Linked DNA regions of Mus musculus: region 1 is linked to region 2. Evidence: chromatin loops called from intact Hi-C (ENCODE). Cell type or tissue: heart. All regions are shown on one strand.

The links. Peaks named below come from ENCODE experiments on the same cell type or tissue, not always from the same donor. Only the 100,000 strongest peaks of a DNase experiment are listed, where the experiment ranks them.
Region 1: it touches region 2 in a loop (10-fold over the local background); 16 of 42 quality-filtered maps call a loop at or near these places.

Annotation. Positions count from the first base shown.
Region 1 is chr4:129,273,545-129,281,544 of GRCm38, reverse strand. It overlaps Gm12976 (a long non-coding RNA gene), which reads right to left. Exons shown (of 3, transcript XR_868184.3): 2 at 4,655-5,890. Among named protein-coding and RNA genes, the nearest start is that of Sync, 10 kb to the left of the region's middle. In heart, no CTCF peak of the experiment used is centred here; a DNase peak (open chromatin) is centred at 4,894; H3K27me3 peaks cover 1,405 bases.
Region 2 is chr4:129,131,824-129,139,823 of GRCm38, reverse strand. It overlaps Fndc5 (fibronectin type III domain containing 5), which reads right to left and starts at 2,825. Exons shown (of 6, transcript NM_027402.4): 1 at 2,661-2,825; 2 at 1,018-1,133; 3 at 283-481. The coding sequence starts at 2,745. In heart, a CTCF peak has its summit at 4,819 (motif pointing left); DNase peaks (open chromatin) are centred at 1,923, 2,473, 3,122, 4,833 and 1 weaker place; H3K4me3 peaks cover 2,453 bases; H3K27ac peaks cover 2,228 bases; H3K27me3 peaks cover 5,370 bases.

The sequences.
Region 1 (8,000 bases), 140 kb before region 2:
AAGAGATGGAGAGATGGCTCAGCAGCTAGGAGCGCCTGCTGCTCTTACAGGGCAGAGTTTAGTTCTTTCGTCTTCTTCTTTTTTTTTTAAAAGATTTTTATTTATTTATTTCAGATAGATAGATAAATAGATAGATAGATAGATAGATAGATAGATAGATAGATAGATAGATAGATAGATAGATAGTGAGTACACTTTAGGTGTCTTCGGACACCCCAGAAGAGGGCATCAGATCTCATTACAGATGTTTGTGAGCCACCATGTGGTTGCTGGGAATTGAACTCAGGTCCTCTGGAAGAGCAGTTGGTGCTCTTAACCACTGAGCCATCTCTCCAGCCCCAGAGTTCAGTTCTTAACGTAGCTCAAATATTTCACAACCACCTGTCGCTCGACCTGCAGGGATTCTGACATTCTTTTTTGACCCTCCATGGGCACCCACATGTGGCATACTTTGACTTGCTTGCTTGTTTGTTTCAAGATAGGGTTTCTCTGTGTAACCCTGGCTGTCTTAGAACCCACTCTGTAGACCAGGCTGGCCTGGAACTCACAGAGCTCCACCTGCCTCTGCCTTCCGGGTGCTGGGATTAAGGGTGTGTGCCACCTCCCAGCACACAGGTGGCATATGACCACACAGACGTATATATTATGATAGTTTGAATGAGAATGGCCCCTGTAGACTCATATTCGAATGCTTGATCCCAGGTGGTGGAACTATTTGGGAAGGATTAGGGGTGTGTCAGTGGAGGTGGGCTTTGAGGCAACATCAGGAAACGCCAAAGCCCTCACCGTTCCCAGTCATTTTCCTCTGCCTTGTGGTTGTTGTCTCAGCATAAGTTCTCCGTTACTGTTCCATGGTTATAGATAGTTATAGACTAGCCCTCTGGAACTGTAACCAAACTTTATTTATTTATTTATTTATTTATTTATTTATGTAAGTCACCTTGGTCATGATGTCTCAATAGAACAGTATCTAAGACCTATATATACACATAAATAAAGATAAAGAAAAAGGAAGAGAGACATGAGCATTCTTACTCAGTCTTGGTTGTGGAAGATGGGGGACATGAGACTATGGTTGTCACAGAGGTGACCTAGGAAGTGGGGAGCACTCGGGAGCAGCATGGGAGACATTAATAACTGTGCCCCCCCCAAGCTGTAGAGCCTGCCCTAAATAATTATGGGAGCAATGTTCCCTAGGCCCTGGCTCTCTGAGAGTAAAATGCACCCTCCAACGCCCTCTTTACAGGACTGTTGTGACTGGATGAGAGGCTCTGTCATGAGTTGGTGGTGTGAAGTTGCTCTGAAAACCCTGTCACCTAACCCAAGGGGAAGCCATTCTGCTCAGCTTTCCTGTAGTGACACTGTCCTGAAACTGTCCCAAGGAGGAAGAAAATAAATGGGTCTGAGGTGCCCTCCAGGACTCTCAGGGTCACTGTGTCTTGAAGCAGGATATGAATCCAGGCTTGGAAAGCGAGAGGCTAGGTGGAGCCTGACTCTGTGCTGCATTCACTGGGTGCTCGTGGGAAGCTACCTCACTCACTGGCTCTGGTCTCCACAGAACTGGGCAACCCAACTCATAGCAAAGGTTTATTGTGAGAATGAACTCAAAAAGAGTTTCATCATGGGCCCAAGAATTTTAGCCATCATTGTCTATTTAGAAACTTTGAGCCAGGAAGTGGTGGCACATGCTTTTAATCTCAGCACTTGAGGCAGAGAGGCAGAGAGGCAGAGGAGGCAGGTGGATTTCTGAGTTCGAGGATAGCCTGGTCTACAGAGTGAATTCCAGGACAGCCAGGGTTACACAGAGAAACCCTGTCTTGAAAAAAAAAAAAAAAAAAAAAAAAAAAAAGAGCATGGACTGTTCTTCCAGAGATCCTGAGTTTAATTCCCAGCAACTACATGGTGGCTCACAACCATCTGTAATGAGATCTGATGCCCTCTTCTGGTGTGTCTGAAGACAAGGACAGTGAACTCACATACATGAAATAATTAAATAAATCTTTTTTAAAAAAAAATCTTTGAAAACTTCGAAGCCCTCAGTAATAGCACATGGTAATAGCACATGCCTTTAATCCTCGCACTCAGGAGGAGCAGGCAGATCTCTATGAGTTTGAGTCCAGCCTGGTCTACAAAGCAAGTTCTAGGACAGCTGAGGCTACATAGAGAAACCCTGTTTCTTTTTTTTTTTTTGTTAAAGATTTATTTATTATTATATGTAAGTACACTGTAGCTGTGTACATGTGTTTATTATTATTATTATTATATGTAAATACACTGTAGCTATCTTCAGACACTCCAGAAGAGGGAGTCAGATCTCATTACAGATGGTTGTGAGCCACCATGTGGTTGCTGGGATTTGAACTTCGGATCTTTGGAAGAGCAGTCGGGTGCTCTTACCCACTGAGCCATTTCAGCAGCCCTGTAGTGTGTGTTTTTAACTGCTGAGCCATCACTCCAGCCCCTATATAGATACTTTTAAATCTTTCTTTCTTTTTTTTCTTTCAAGCTGAAAATGGAACCCAGTCTTCTTAGATGCTAAGCACATTCTCTAATTTTTCTTTTTTAAAAACATATTTTTGGGGCTGGTGAGATGGCTCAGGTGGTTAATAGCACTTATTGCTCTTCCACAGATTCTGAGTTCAATTCCCAGCATCCACATGGTGGCTCACCATCTGATGCCCTCTTCTGGTTTATCTGAAGACAGTGACAATATACTCACATAAAATAAACAAATCTTTCAAGCAAACAAACAAACAAAACCCATATTTTTATAGCTGGACAGTGTCGGTGCCTGCCTTTAATAATCCCTGTACTCTAGAGGCAGGAGCAGGCATATCTCTGTGAGTTCAAAGCCAGCCTGGTCTACAGAGGGAAGTCCAGCATAGCCAGGGTTACACAGAGGATCCCTGTGTAGATAGATAGATAGATAGATAGATAGATAGATAGATAGATAGATAGATGATAGATAGATAGATGATAGATAGTTAGATAGATACTTTAAAATGTTTCTAGTCCTATTAAGTAACTCATGCTGTCCTTGAACTTGAGATCCCCTGCTTCAGTCGTCTAAGTGCAGGCATTACAGGTACCAAGAACAGTACTTATATTAGTTCATAGTTGCATCCCTAGCCTGCAGCTTTTCAATAAAACAGTGGTTGGAGCTGGAGGAGTAAGTCTGTGCACAGCCTTTGCCTAACAGGCAGAGCGCTTACCCAGCATGTGTGGGTTCAAGCCCCAGCAGTGCACAGCATGCAGATAAACAATTAAGCAATACTCCATGCCGGATGCAAAGTAGACACTTTACCTGCATCATTACAGCGAATCCTCAGAACTCTCCTGACCGGTGAAGCCTGCCGAAGTCCCTTTGTCCATAAGAAAATAAGTTTGGAGGCTGGAGAGATGGCTCAATGGTTAAGAGCACTGCTTGCTTGCTCTTCCAGAGGTCCCAGGTTCAATTCCCAGCACCCACATGGTAGCTCACCACTGCAACTCCAGTTCCAGGGAACCTGACACCCTCACACAGATATACATGCAGATGAAACACCAATGCGCATAAAATAAAAACAAATTAATTATTAGAAAAAGAAAACACAGCCGGGTGTGGTGGCGCACGCCTTTAATCCCAGCACTCGGGAGGCAGAGGCAGGCAGATTTCTGAGTTCGAGGCCAGCCTGGTCTACAAAGTGAGTTCCAGGACAGCCAGGGCTCTACAGAGAAACCCTGTCTCGAAAAACCAAAAAAAAACAAACAAAAAAAAAAAAAAAAAGAAAGAAAGAAAAAAAAGAAAAGAAAAAAAGAAAAGAAAAACACTCGAAAAATAAACCAAAACCAAAAACAACAACAACAAAAGAAAACAAAAAAGAGTCACACTTGCAGGATTGATAGCACCTAGCATCCGATACCTCCTCCCCCACCCCTGTCTTCTACTTAGGTGTCATTATCCTGGACCCCGGGAGGCTTATGGTCAGGGTGGCGGGAACCACAGACTCGACTCTCTCAAGCATACTCCCCAGGAACTGTATCATGGCCACAGGCAGATTTCTGTACAGATTACAGACAACTCTCTTGAGCTGGGTGGTGGTGGCGTAAGCCTTTGATCCCAGCACTTGGGAGGCAGAGGCAGGCAGATTTCTGAGTTCGAGGCCACCTGGTCTACAGTGTGAGTTCCAGGACAGCCAGGGCGATACAGAGAAACCTGTCTCGAAAAAAAAACAAAAACAAAAACAAACAAACAAAGCAACCAACCAGACAACTCTCTTGATAGATCACTTAATCTCCCTCGAGGTCAGGTTTTGCTTCCTTTTTTCTTTCTTTTTTGTCCTTGGAACTCACTTTGTAGACCAGGCTGGCCTCGAACTCAGAAATCTGCCTGCCTCTGCCTCCTGAGTGCTGAGATTAAAGGCGTGTGCCACCATTCCTGGCTCAGGTTTTGCTTCTATGTTAGATGTGTATGTTAAATGGAAAAACAGCTGGGTGGTGCACGGCTTTAGCCTCAGTGCCTGAGAGGTAGAGGCAGGCAGATCTCTGTGAGTTGAAGGCCTGGTCTACAGAGAGAGTTCCAGGACAGCCAAGGCTACACAGAGAAACCCTGTCTCAAAAAAACCAAACCAAACAATCAAAATCTCAGAAATAAAGGGGGAGAGGGGATACTGACCTCTTTTCGTAGTTTACAAGAGACGATGTTATTCCCTGCCTTTCCTTTGTCCTCCTTGCTCCCACTGTTGTGTACCATGATTCAGCTGATTGTCTAACAAGGCACCAGGTGAGTGAGCGAGTCACCCGCGGCGTCCACAGATTAACTCGCCTGCGATGTCTAGCGCAGCCTACAGGGGACGCCACACAGACCTCACCTTTCCCACTCAGGCGCCTGCCACAGCAGGACGTGTGTTTCCTTTAGTGACCGCGCGGGGGCGCACCGGACTTGTCTTTTCTGAACCGACTGTGCAAATAGCCTGGAGGGAGGAGCCTGGTCATCAAAGCAGTAATTAGTAATAAAGAGGCCTGGGATATCACTCAGTGGGCAGAGTGCTTATCTAACATGCAAGAGGCTGTATAGTGTGCGTCCAATTCCAGCATTCGGTTGAGGCAGGAAGATGACTTGTTCGAGGTCATCCTTAGTTCCATAGCTGAGCTAGATAGAAGCCAGCTTGGGTTACATAGGACGTTGTGTTAACACACACACACACACACACACACACACACACACACACACACACACACACATACACACGAATGATTAGAAATTAATGAGGGCTATGTAGCTCTGTATACATGAGATCCTATGTCCAATCCCCAGTACCACAATAAATAAATAAGTAAACACACAATAGCAATAGCTCCACCCGTTTGAAAGGAACACTGGAAAGCCATGGGTGTGGACGCCAGGGAAAGAGCCAGGCATTAGACTCAGGAGACTGGAGTATAAAGCCAGCCTCCTCACCCTCCTGTGTCTCTGGACTCTTGGGACTGTATTTCCTGGGCTTTAACATGGAGAATGCAATCCTATAGCTTAGGAGGGATACAGGGATCCCTAGAGAACAGCCCGGCAGTCTTTGCGGTTCTTACCTGGACCCCGAGTGGAAAGCTGAAGTTAAATCTCGTTTCCTGGTGAGGGTGACAGGGACCTTCTCTCAGACTCTGTGGGACTCCCACCCAGCTGCTTAGTTCTAAAACAGACATCGGCAGGCCACCATAGGCAGACCCCCAACTCAGCAGTTTCTTCTGTCCTTCTTGGAGTGTCCCTTCTGACAGTCCCGTAGGCTGCTCTAGACGCCGCGGCGGTGCCTCTGTTCCCAGTGCACATATGATCTGTACGTTTCTTCGTCCCTCTTCCACTCCCACATTCTCCTCACTTGAAGCTCTGCCTCCTGCTGGAGTCCATCCACTTCCTCTAGATTTTTGTTGTAAAAAAAAACAAAAAACAAAACAAAAAAATATGGTTTTTTGAGACAGTCTTTCACTATGCAGCTCTGGCTATCCTAGAACTCACTATTCAAACCAGGCTGGCCTCAAACTCACAGAGATCAGACTGCCTCTGCCTCCTGAGTACTAGGATTAAAGGTGTGTGCCATTACAGCTGGCTTTGTTTTTGTAGTTTTTTTATTTTGTGAGACAAAGTCTCACTGTGTACCCCTGGCTAGCCTGGAACTCTGTGTAGACCAGGCTGCCCTCAGATTCACCAAGGTCATCCTGCCTATGCCTCCCAAGTGTCTGTATTAGTCATGAGCCTCCTAAATTTTTTTTTAAGATTTTTTTTTTTTTTTTTTTTTTGGTTTTTCGAGACAGGGTTTCTCTGTGTAGCCCTGGCTATTCTGGAACTCACTTTGTAGACCAGGCTGGCCTCAAACTCAGAAATCCTCCTGCCTCTGCCTCCCAAGTGCTGGGATTAAAGGCATGTGCCACCATGCCTGGCCAATTTATTTATTATATGTAAGTACACTGTAGCTGTCTTCAGACACCCCGGAAGAAGGCATCAGATCTCATTATGAGTGGTTGTGAGCCACCATGTAGTTGCTGGGATTTGAACTCAGGACCTTCAGAAGAGCAGTCAACCACTGAGCCATCTCTCCAGCCTGAGCCTCCTAAATTTATTCATGTGCTCTGGTGGGAGCTGATTTTCTCCTGTTGTGTTGGATCTGGGGCTCGAACTCAGATCGTCAGTCTTGGCAGAAATACCTTTATTCATCAACCCTATGTGTTTTGTTTGTTTTCTTACTTTTGAAAAAATTTTAAATTATTTTGTATGTATGAGTGCCTTTGCCTGCATATGTGTGTGTGTGTGTATGTATGTATGTATGTATGTATTTATTTTGGTTTTTCAAGACAGGGTTTCTCTGTGTAGCCCTGGCTGTCCTGGAACTCACTGTGTAGACCAGGCTGGCTTTGAACTCAAAAATCGGCCTGCCTCTGCCTCCCAAGTGCTGGGATTAAAGGCGTGAGCCACCATGCCCAGCGTGTATGTATTTATATATGAGTATGTAAGCATGTATACCTGCATATCTATCGCCCTCAGAGTCTGTAGAATCCCTTGGGTCTAGAGTTATAAGTGATTGTGAGACAGCATGTGGGTGCTAGGAATGAAATCCTGGTTCTTTGGGACAGCAATCAGTGCTCTTAACCACCCGAACCGCCAGTCCAGCCCCTCCACAGTGTCTCTCTCAGAGACAAATTGGGTCTCATTATGTCGGCCAGAATGGCCCTGAACTCCTCATCCCCCTGTTGTAGCTCTCGAGTGCTGGGATTACGAGCTCACTCCACCATGACTTGACTGACTCCAGGTTTCTTGCTGAATATAAACTCCCTCTGATTACACAGTCATGGCCTTGAGGGCATGTGTGTCTTCTATTAAAGGCTTCAAGGCATCCTCCTAGGTTACTCCAGTGCCTGGAGCAGTCCACGCACGTCCCAGGAATGAGCATTTTTGCCTGCAACTGCTGCGATGTATGCCTTTGAAGCTTGGGTGCTGGTGATGTGGGCCGTGTGCACCCTGCCTCGCCATGTGAGATGGTTGCGTAGCCGGCACATTCACGCCATGCCTTTTAACTTGCTGACCCCTGAAACTCTATTTCGTTCCTTTAAATATTACTTGTTTTTTATTTGTGTGTATGGGTGTGTGTGTGTATTTGTGCGCGGGGGGGGGGGGGGGGCACGAGTAAGCGCCTGTGAAGACAGGAAGAGGATGTTGGATCCCTTGAAGCTGGAGTTACAGGTGTTTGTGAGCCTCTTGATTGATACGGGGGCTGGAAATGGAACTCAGGTCCCTGAGAAAGGAGATTGTGTCTCCAGCTGGTAACCCCAAGAGAGGGTGAATCTCCCCAGCAGATCTTGTATCCCAAAGCAACTATTATGTGGTAGTTTAGGGGCCTTGGGACTGAGTGTACCTCCCTATAGCACAAAAACTCTTGGATCTGACTGCCTCTGCCATCAGAAGTGGGGTGCTTGGGGCACAACGTATCTCTCTAGTTCAGGAGTTCTGAAACTTCAGGGGATAAATTGCCCCC
Region 2 (8,000 bases):
CTAGCCCTGGGCTCCGTTCCTCCCGAGCCACTCCTCCAGGGCCCAGCAGCCCACAACAAGAAGTGCCTCTGTCAGTGCCAACACACCCAACATAGACCCAGGAACAGGGTGAAGGCTGTTTTGGGGCGACAGCATTTGGACTCAATCTTAAGGAGAAAGCATGCATGGCAGTCTCCTTCCAGGGGCCGAAATCAACCCTTCTTCATCTCTCGAGCCGCTTGTCTTTCCTCCTGCCCTGCCCAACCTCCCTCACCTAACTCACCCTCCTTGCCCCGTGCTTGCCTTTGTTCTTTGAGGCCATCTTTTCAGCCTCGCGTGGGGTCTTGAAGAGCACAGGCTCACTGGCTGGGCTCTGTCCCTGGATGGAGATGGCCTGCACATGGACGATATATTCTGTGTCCTCCTCCAGGTCCCAGAGAGCGCAGGACCGGGTGGTGGTGTTCACCTCCTGAATGAACCGGAGCATCCGCACATCCTTCTTCTAGAAAGGGGAGAGAGCTTGCTATGTTAGCATGCAGGGCACCAACCCCACATCTGCCCACCTCGACAGTGACAAGCCCCCTCTTCATGGCTGTTACATTCCCGCCACCCAGAACAGCCTTATTTCCACAGTAGAGCTAAGGAAACATGTTCAGAGGGGTCAGAGTGTTGCCCAGGGCCACGCATCTTCTGAGGAGCAAGCATTTGAGGTCAGACCCTTGCTCTGAATTACCATGTCCCAGCCAAGACCTCCTGAGCCTTTGTCCAAGGAACTAAGGACCTTCTGTGACCCCAGTTCTAAGCTAGATATACAACTTGTTACCGTCTCTCTTGCCCTGTGGTTTCTTTTCCTTTTCTGTTTCTCTACCATCATCCTCCATGCCTGGCTGACCTTGGACTTGAAGTCCTTCTACTACTCCCCGCCCCCCCCACCACCACCTTCTGAGTTCTGGGATTACAGCATGAAATACCATATGCGCCCAGTTTCCAGTCACCATCTTGATATGCCCTCTCCCCTTAAGCACCCTCAAGGGTTACCTGCTGAGAGATGGCAAAGCCAATGACCACTTCATCCTCCAGGACATCCCAGCTGACCACGGCAGAGTTGGCCTTGAGGTGCCGGACGGTCACGTTCACAGGGGCTGAGGGGCTGTCTGCAGGGCAGGGAAGCACCTGAGTCTGAGCGTGCCCTGCTGTAAGGCCCAGCCCCATCATATATGAGAAAGAGAAAGCTGGGGGAGGCTATGTGAACAGAAACAAGGATCCAAGGTCTCAGCTGGGCCACATGGCTCTCGGTTCCTCAGTGGCTGAGAGGCCCCAGGTTCCTTGTGACTAGCATAGAAACTCCTGCTGGCTATAGACTGGCCAAACCAAGGGTCCTAAAATAAAATTGGTGGACCTGGGCTTGAACCAAGGCGAGAGCTAGTGGATAGGTGGTTGGGCACCGAGCGAGGAATAGCTGAATGGAGTTCAGGAGCTGATTAGCTTGAGAAAAAGCAGCCACAAGGACTCCTAGTCCATTGCACTTTCTATAGCCTCATGTTGTCAAGTGAGTGACCTTGAGGGAAGGAGACAGACCCTGAGATGAAGAGCCAGGAGGGGCTGAGCCCTGGCATGGAGCTGAGGGGCAACCTCACATGGTAAGCTGGGCAGAGGGCGCCTAAGGGGAAGGGTCTATGTGAGCCTCTCCATACTCTGTGGGTCCTCACGTGCGAGGAATAGAGGAAGTTAGAGAAGAGGGGACATTCAGAACAGGGTCCCTTGGTGGAGAGACACCAAGATAGCGCAAGGCCTTCTGGGTGAAGGAAGATGGTGAATGGGGAAAACGTCAGAGATAAGTGGGAGAGCAGTAGAGGAGCAGGGCAGAAAGGACCTTCCAGGAGAGGGGAGTAGAGTCACACGGGGTTATATCATGCAAGAGGGCAGGGGCTGTGATTAGAAGCCCTGGCCCTGAGCAGTAGCCCCATACCCCTCAGACAAGTGGACTCAAGGCTTCAGGATTATGCCAGACATTCAGATGGAAAGGGACAGAAGGACACAGACAGGTGGCTGAGGTCACAGAACCAGAGAGCAGACAAGTGGAACATTGGAGACAGGCAAGGAGACAGAAGCAGGGCGAGAAAGAGAGGGAGGCAGCAACAGCTGCCAGGAGGGACAGGATTGGGGTGATCTAGGGAGGCAGAGCCCCATGGGGTGGGCCAGACACTAACTGCAGCAGGGTTTGCGCCCCCCGCCCCCGCCCACGGTCCCCGCAAACACCCTTCAACCTCAGGTTACAGTTCTCTTCATAGTCGTTCCTGCGCAGCTAGCTGCCTATGGGTCCCTGAGAGATCTTTGGGGATACAGAGGGAGGCCCAAGGTGGGGCACTAGTGTCCTCAGCTGCTCTCAGGGCCAGAAAAGGTGGCTGAGGCAAAGACTCAGGGTTAGGGGATGACCTGAAGGGACCAGGAGCCGCAAGAGCTTTAAAAACTCAGGGCTGAGGTGACTGGCAGAGGTTTGGAAGCTGAAGGACGGGTTTAGGGGTCAAGAAGGTTCGGAGGCGCTAGGGTCAGGTTAGGAGAGTAGGGACCAGGTGACACAGGAGGTCCTCAGGGAGCAGGAAGGGAACCGAGGACTTCCCGGTGGCGGCGTGGGAGGGGAAGCTGTTCCCTCCCTCGTCCCCCTCCCCAGGCCCCCTTACCCGCCTGCACCAGCGCGAAGCAGACGCAGCCTAGCCACAGGCGGAGCGCGGCGCGGGGCGGCCAGGCGCACGGCCCTGGGGGCATGGCGACTCCTGGGCCCGGTGACCGCTCGCACTCACGCTCCAGCCCGCGGCCCTCCCGGCCCGGCCGCCCCGCGCCGCCCCGCGCCGCCTGCATATCGGCTCCGCGGACAGCGACTCCCGCGCGGCGGCGGCGGTGGTGGCGGCGGCGGTGGTGGCGGCGGCGGCGGCAGCGGCCGCGTCCACGTCGGGCGCCTGGGGGGCGGGGCGCCCCCGCTGCGGGGAGAGGGCGGGGGCGGGGTGAGGACCGAGGGCGCCCCCACTCCTGTCCCCGCTCTTCACTCTGTGGGCTCCCGGGAAGCCAGGGGCTTTGGGGACCCCGCGGCTCACGCTCTCTGACCGATGCAGGACCCGTAGCACCGTGCCGCGGTCAGTCCCAGCCTTAACCCTGACCTGGCCCCGGTCCCGCTCTTCCTTAGGGAAGAGGGAGGGCAAGTGCTTGGGAGATGCCCATCTGTACCCCATCTCTCACTCCAGCCCACACCCCAGGCACACACACACACACACACACACACACACGAGCTGTAGAGTGTAAGGGGGGTACAGACTCGGTACTCTGGGGAATGTGTGTACTGGGGCCGAAGAGGCTCTCCTCTGACTCCCTGGAGGTCTAGCTGAGACCTCAGACCAGTCCTTTCTTTTTCTTGTGCCTATTTTTAATCCCCTCGAGAGCACTGCGAATATCTGTCAGGCGCAGACACTCTGTAGGCCTTGGCTGGGTTTGGGACTTGGTTCTCTCTGCAGCCCCTTCAGGTCCACTCTGCTGCGGGGCGTCTCATGTAGGTGGATACTGCAGTTTGGTAACTTGTTTTGTCCAAGGACCCACCACGGGCAGGATTTGAATCCAAGGTGGGCTCAACTTCACACACTCCTCACCCAGAGTGACTTCAACACTCCAGCATCTAGAATCTCTCTCTCTCTCTAAAACTGGCACATTCTAGATTATTAAAAGAACAATCTGGAACCGTGTTTCTCCAAGATCAGAGGGCTGTGGTTTCTGGACGCTCTCGGGACCACTATATCCATTCTGACCTGACTGAGCAGTGATTTAGCTAATGGCTCTAAAGTGGTAGGGGCTGGAAGATGTGGCAGATAGCTCCAGCTAATTAGCACACGTTGATAACCCTTTTTTTCCATCACCTTGGGAACAGCCAGGTGCCAGCCTGTCCTCACACACCCTTCTGGCTACTCCTTTGATGGCCTTAGAGGCAGAGAGGAGCCTCCACCCCACATTTACTGTCCTGCCCTAAGGAGAATCCCTATAGGACAGCAGAAGGCTCCCCAGCCTCAGCCTCTTACTTTCTTGGGCTGGAGTCGCAGTCAGAGAGCCAAGGTTAAGGAGTGAGGTTAGACCAGAGAGGCATCTCACAGAAGCCTCTAAGATCTTCCATCCTATCCCTAGACTTTAGATGAAGAAGAAACTGAATCACAGAGATAGAGAACCTAGAGCTTGGTGCACACACACACACCCCCATAAGGCAAACACACACACACACACACACACACACACATACACCCCTCCTGTACTAATGCTTACCCAAGGAGTCTTTCTCCCCAAGTTTCTACCTGATCCCCTGGGAAGAATGAGGTGTGGGGGGCAGGGGGTTCTGCTGAGCTTTCCATTCACAACACCCAGCCTTCTGTACCCCCAGGACTCCATGCTAGGCAGGCTGACCTCCCACCCCAGCACCATCTGTTTTCTTGGCCACATACCTTGTCCTGGGGGGGCCTTGTTAGGACTTGGACCTTCCGGGATGGTAGCCCAGCCAGGGCACCTTCCCTCTTCTTTTTCTCTTTCTCTTTTGTTAGGTGCTGCCCGCTCTGCCCTACCCACCCCACCCTACCAGCTGCAGCTTAACCCCCAAGGACCTCCTTGCCTTCCCCAGACTACCAGGGGGCTGGCAGGAGCAACTGGAGTCTCTTCGGTTGGCTATCGCACGAGCAGCAGGAAAGAGAGGGGTCAGATAGAGGTCATAGGATCCAATTTTATCCTGACTGAGGAAAAAGGAGAGAGAGGGTCCTGGTGGGGTCTGGCCTATAGTCCAGTGATGGGGAAAGGAGAACCTCTGCGCCACCTGCTGGCAGTTCTGGGAAAAACCCCAGGCGGATGTAGGGCGTTAGGAGGGGGGAAAGGGCAGCCAGTGTTCACCGCCTGGGAGCTAGGAGGAAAAGCTTGCGGGTCGTCGCTGTTAGAAGGGTCATGGCAGACTTGGAGAATTTGGAGCGTTGTGGCGGTGGGGTGTAGCCTTCCTAGGATTCATGAGGTGCTTGGACATTGTTTCGGTTCTGGAGGAAGCCCTGGCGTGGAGTCTAGCACCCAGTAGGAGCTAGTTAGAAGCAGGAAGACTGAAAGGGCCTGGAGATGGCCTGAGGGAGCCTGGGAAGGCATTTGTCAGCACCACTTGTTTTATATACGCCATCCCGTGCTTTCTACCTTAACCAGACACACAGTAGGTATTCAGTAATGTTTATTGACTCTATGGAACAAATTCATTCTTCAAACATGTATTTATTGAATACCCATTATGCACCGGGTTCCAGGCAACATCCTGAAAGAACACACAAACACTTGAACTAGAGAAGGAGAAGGGGGGAGTCTGGAGGGGCTGAATGTCCCTGAAGTCACACCTGGGGACTCACCAACATTTGGACCCCCGTGGGTGTCAAAGCTGTCCAGAGTCTGGGAGCCTATCTTAGGCGGCAGGTCCCCCACAGCAGATCACAGTTTTCCATCTAGAAGGCTCTTTATCTGATCTTGGAGCAGACTTGGCTCACATTTACTCTGCTCTTTGTTTTTTTTTTTTTTTGTTTTTTTTTTGTTTTTTGTTTTTTTGCTTTTTGAGATGGGGTTCCTCTGTGTAGCCCTGGCTGTCCTGGAACTCACTCTCTAGACCAGGCTGACCTCGAACTCAGAGATCCACCTGCCTCTGCCTCCTGAGTGCTCAGGATTAAAGTCCTGAGCCAACGCTGTGGTATTTAGACACAGCCCCAAGTCACAGGGAGACAAGACTCAGGAGAAGGCAGGGGATTGCGTTGAGGTACAATGAGAGAGCACTCACTCTTGACCTGCATTAATGGGATTTTAAGGTTGATGTGCGTCGTTAGTCTCAGCTCTAGATCAAGAAGCTGAGCCTCAGAGAATTAAGGGACATGGCTGCAACCACCCAGACAATGAACTATGGAGCTGTGTCTAAAATCCATGGCTTCAAGTTCAGGACCTGATTTGACCTTTTACCTCCCTTACCTCTAAGGACCTTTCAGAGGATTAGTGTAAAAGCATTTTTTATTTGCCTGATGTAACTGTTGTCTCCCAGGCTTACTGCCTCCCTCTGCTAACCTCTGCCTAGTTCTGGAAGCTTCTAGCCTCTGTACAATCTAATCTGGGCCTAGAATGTTTCCAGCCTCCGAGACTCGCCGATGAAGAAGCTCACCCTTTCTCGTTCTCTCTGAGTTCTGGCTGGCTGGCTCAGCTCAGCCGTTCTGGCTCAAACTCCTCGACAAGCTGACTGATTCCATCTGACTTCTCTCTCAGCCTCTGACTGAACTGCTCTGGTTGACCTCATACTAACTTTGGCCATCTGTTCTAATCTTCTGGCTCCTTCTCCTTCTCTGGCTCATTCTGTCTTCACCTGTGTTTAGCTTGTTTTCTCTTTCATCTGTCTCTCTAAGTGTCCTGGTAAAACTGCCTCCTTCAAGCCGGGCGTGGTGGCGCATGCCTTTAATCCCAGCACTTGGGAGGCAGAGGCAGACAGATTTCTGAGTCCGAGGCCAGCCTAGTCTACAGAGTGAGTTCCAGGACAGCCAGAACTACACAGAGAAACTGTGTCTCGAAAAAAACAAAACAAAAACAAACAAACAAAAAACCAAAAAAACCTGCCTCCTTCTCCTCTCTCCCTCTCTCTCTGCACAGTTTCCTCTTGTGTTGTCTCTCTTCCTTCTCTCTTCTCTGGAGAGTCGAGTGTATCCTATATATCTCTGATTTGTCACTTTGTCTGCCACTCAACTTGACATCACTTTCAAACATGGCTGCTTCCTTTTACAAACTAACTTTACTTACATTGTTTGGGATTAAAGGTGTGTACTGAGAGGTTGTCTGCATTCTAGCCAGATCACACAGACCAGGAAGGTCTTTGGATGTGATCAGGGCAGCCATATTGCAGGATTAATATTCCTCCTACAGATGAGGACACTCTTCTCTGAAAGACATAAGGGGCTTGATGCTCCCAGGGGCAGTGGTGAAACCCAGGGACTGACCCACCATTTACCAACGCTTTCCACAGTCCATCGTCCTCACAACGCTTATGGTCGGGAACGTTATGTCCATGTCATTGCTGAAGAAACTGATGTTCAGAAGGAGAAAAGGGCTTGCTGTGGGTTGTATAGCCAGGAGACACTGGTCTGTCATATCTCTGAGATTAGTCTCTGATGTCCTCATTATGGTGAGGCTTGGCTAGGTTCATAGTTCCCAAGGTCTTAGCAAGGAGGGCTTCTAGGAGAAGGCGATACATGGGCCAGCTAGGAGATAAAGCAGGAAGGCTGGGGAAGAGGTAGAGAACATAGTGTTGCATGTGGAGGGGAGGCAGGGGAAGCCGTGCATGTGAGGCAGGAGAGTGACTGGCACTGGATTGAAACACGGGGAGCGAGAGAACCAAAAAGACTGTCCTGAGCAGCTTGCAAGAGAAGATGGGGCTATGGGAGCTTCACTCATTCAACCCTCGCTGAGAACCTCCTAGATGCTATGAACAAGGCCAGCTCTCCATGGGCCTCACGTTTCAGGGAGACACGCTAAGTGAGCACCAATGACTAGATACCTCTGAGAGAGGCAGGGCAGACGGCACAGGCGTTAAAAGCACTGACTGCTCTTTCAGGGGACCCGGATTCCGTTCCCAGCAACCTCTTAGCAGCTCACAAACATCTGTAACTCCAGTTCTGGGAGATACAGATCCGATGCCCTCTCCAGCGTCCTCAGGCACAAGACAAGCGCGTGGTGCACAGACATACAGGCAAACAAAACATCTATCTATACATGCCACACACACACACACACACACACACACGTGTACACACACACACACACACACACGTGTACACACACACACACAAGTACACACACAGAGGCACACAGGCACACCCATACACACACATATACACAAGGCACACATATACACATATTCACACACAGAGGTATACACAAACACACACACACATACAGAGGCACACACATACATACATCTTCCAAGGCTGGGCTACACGTGTGGC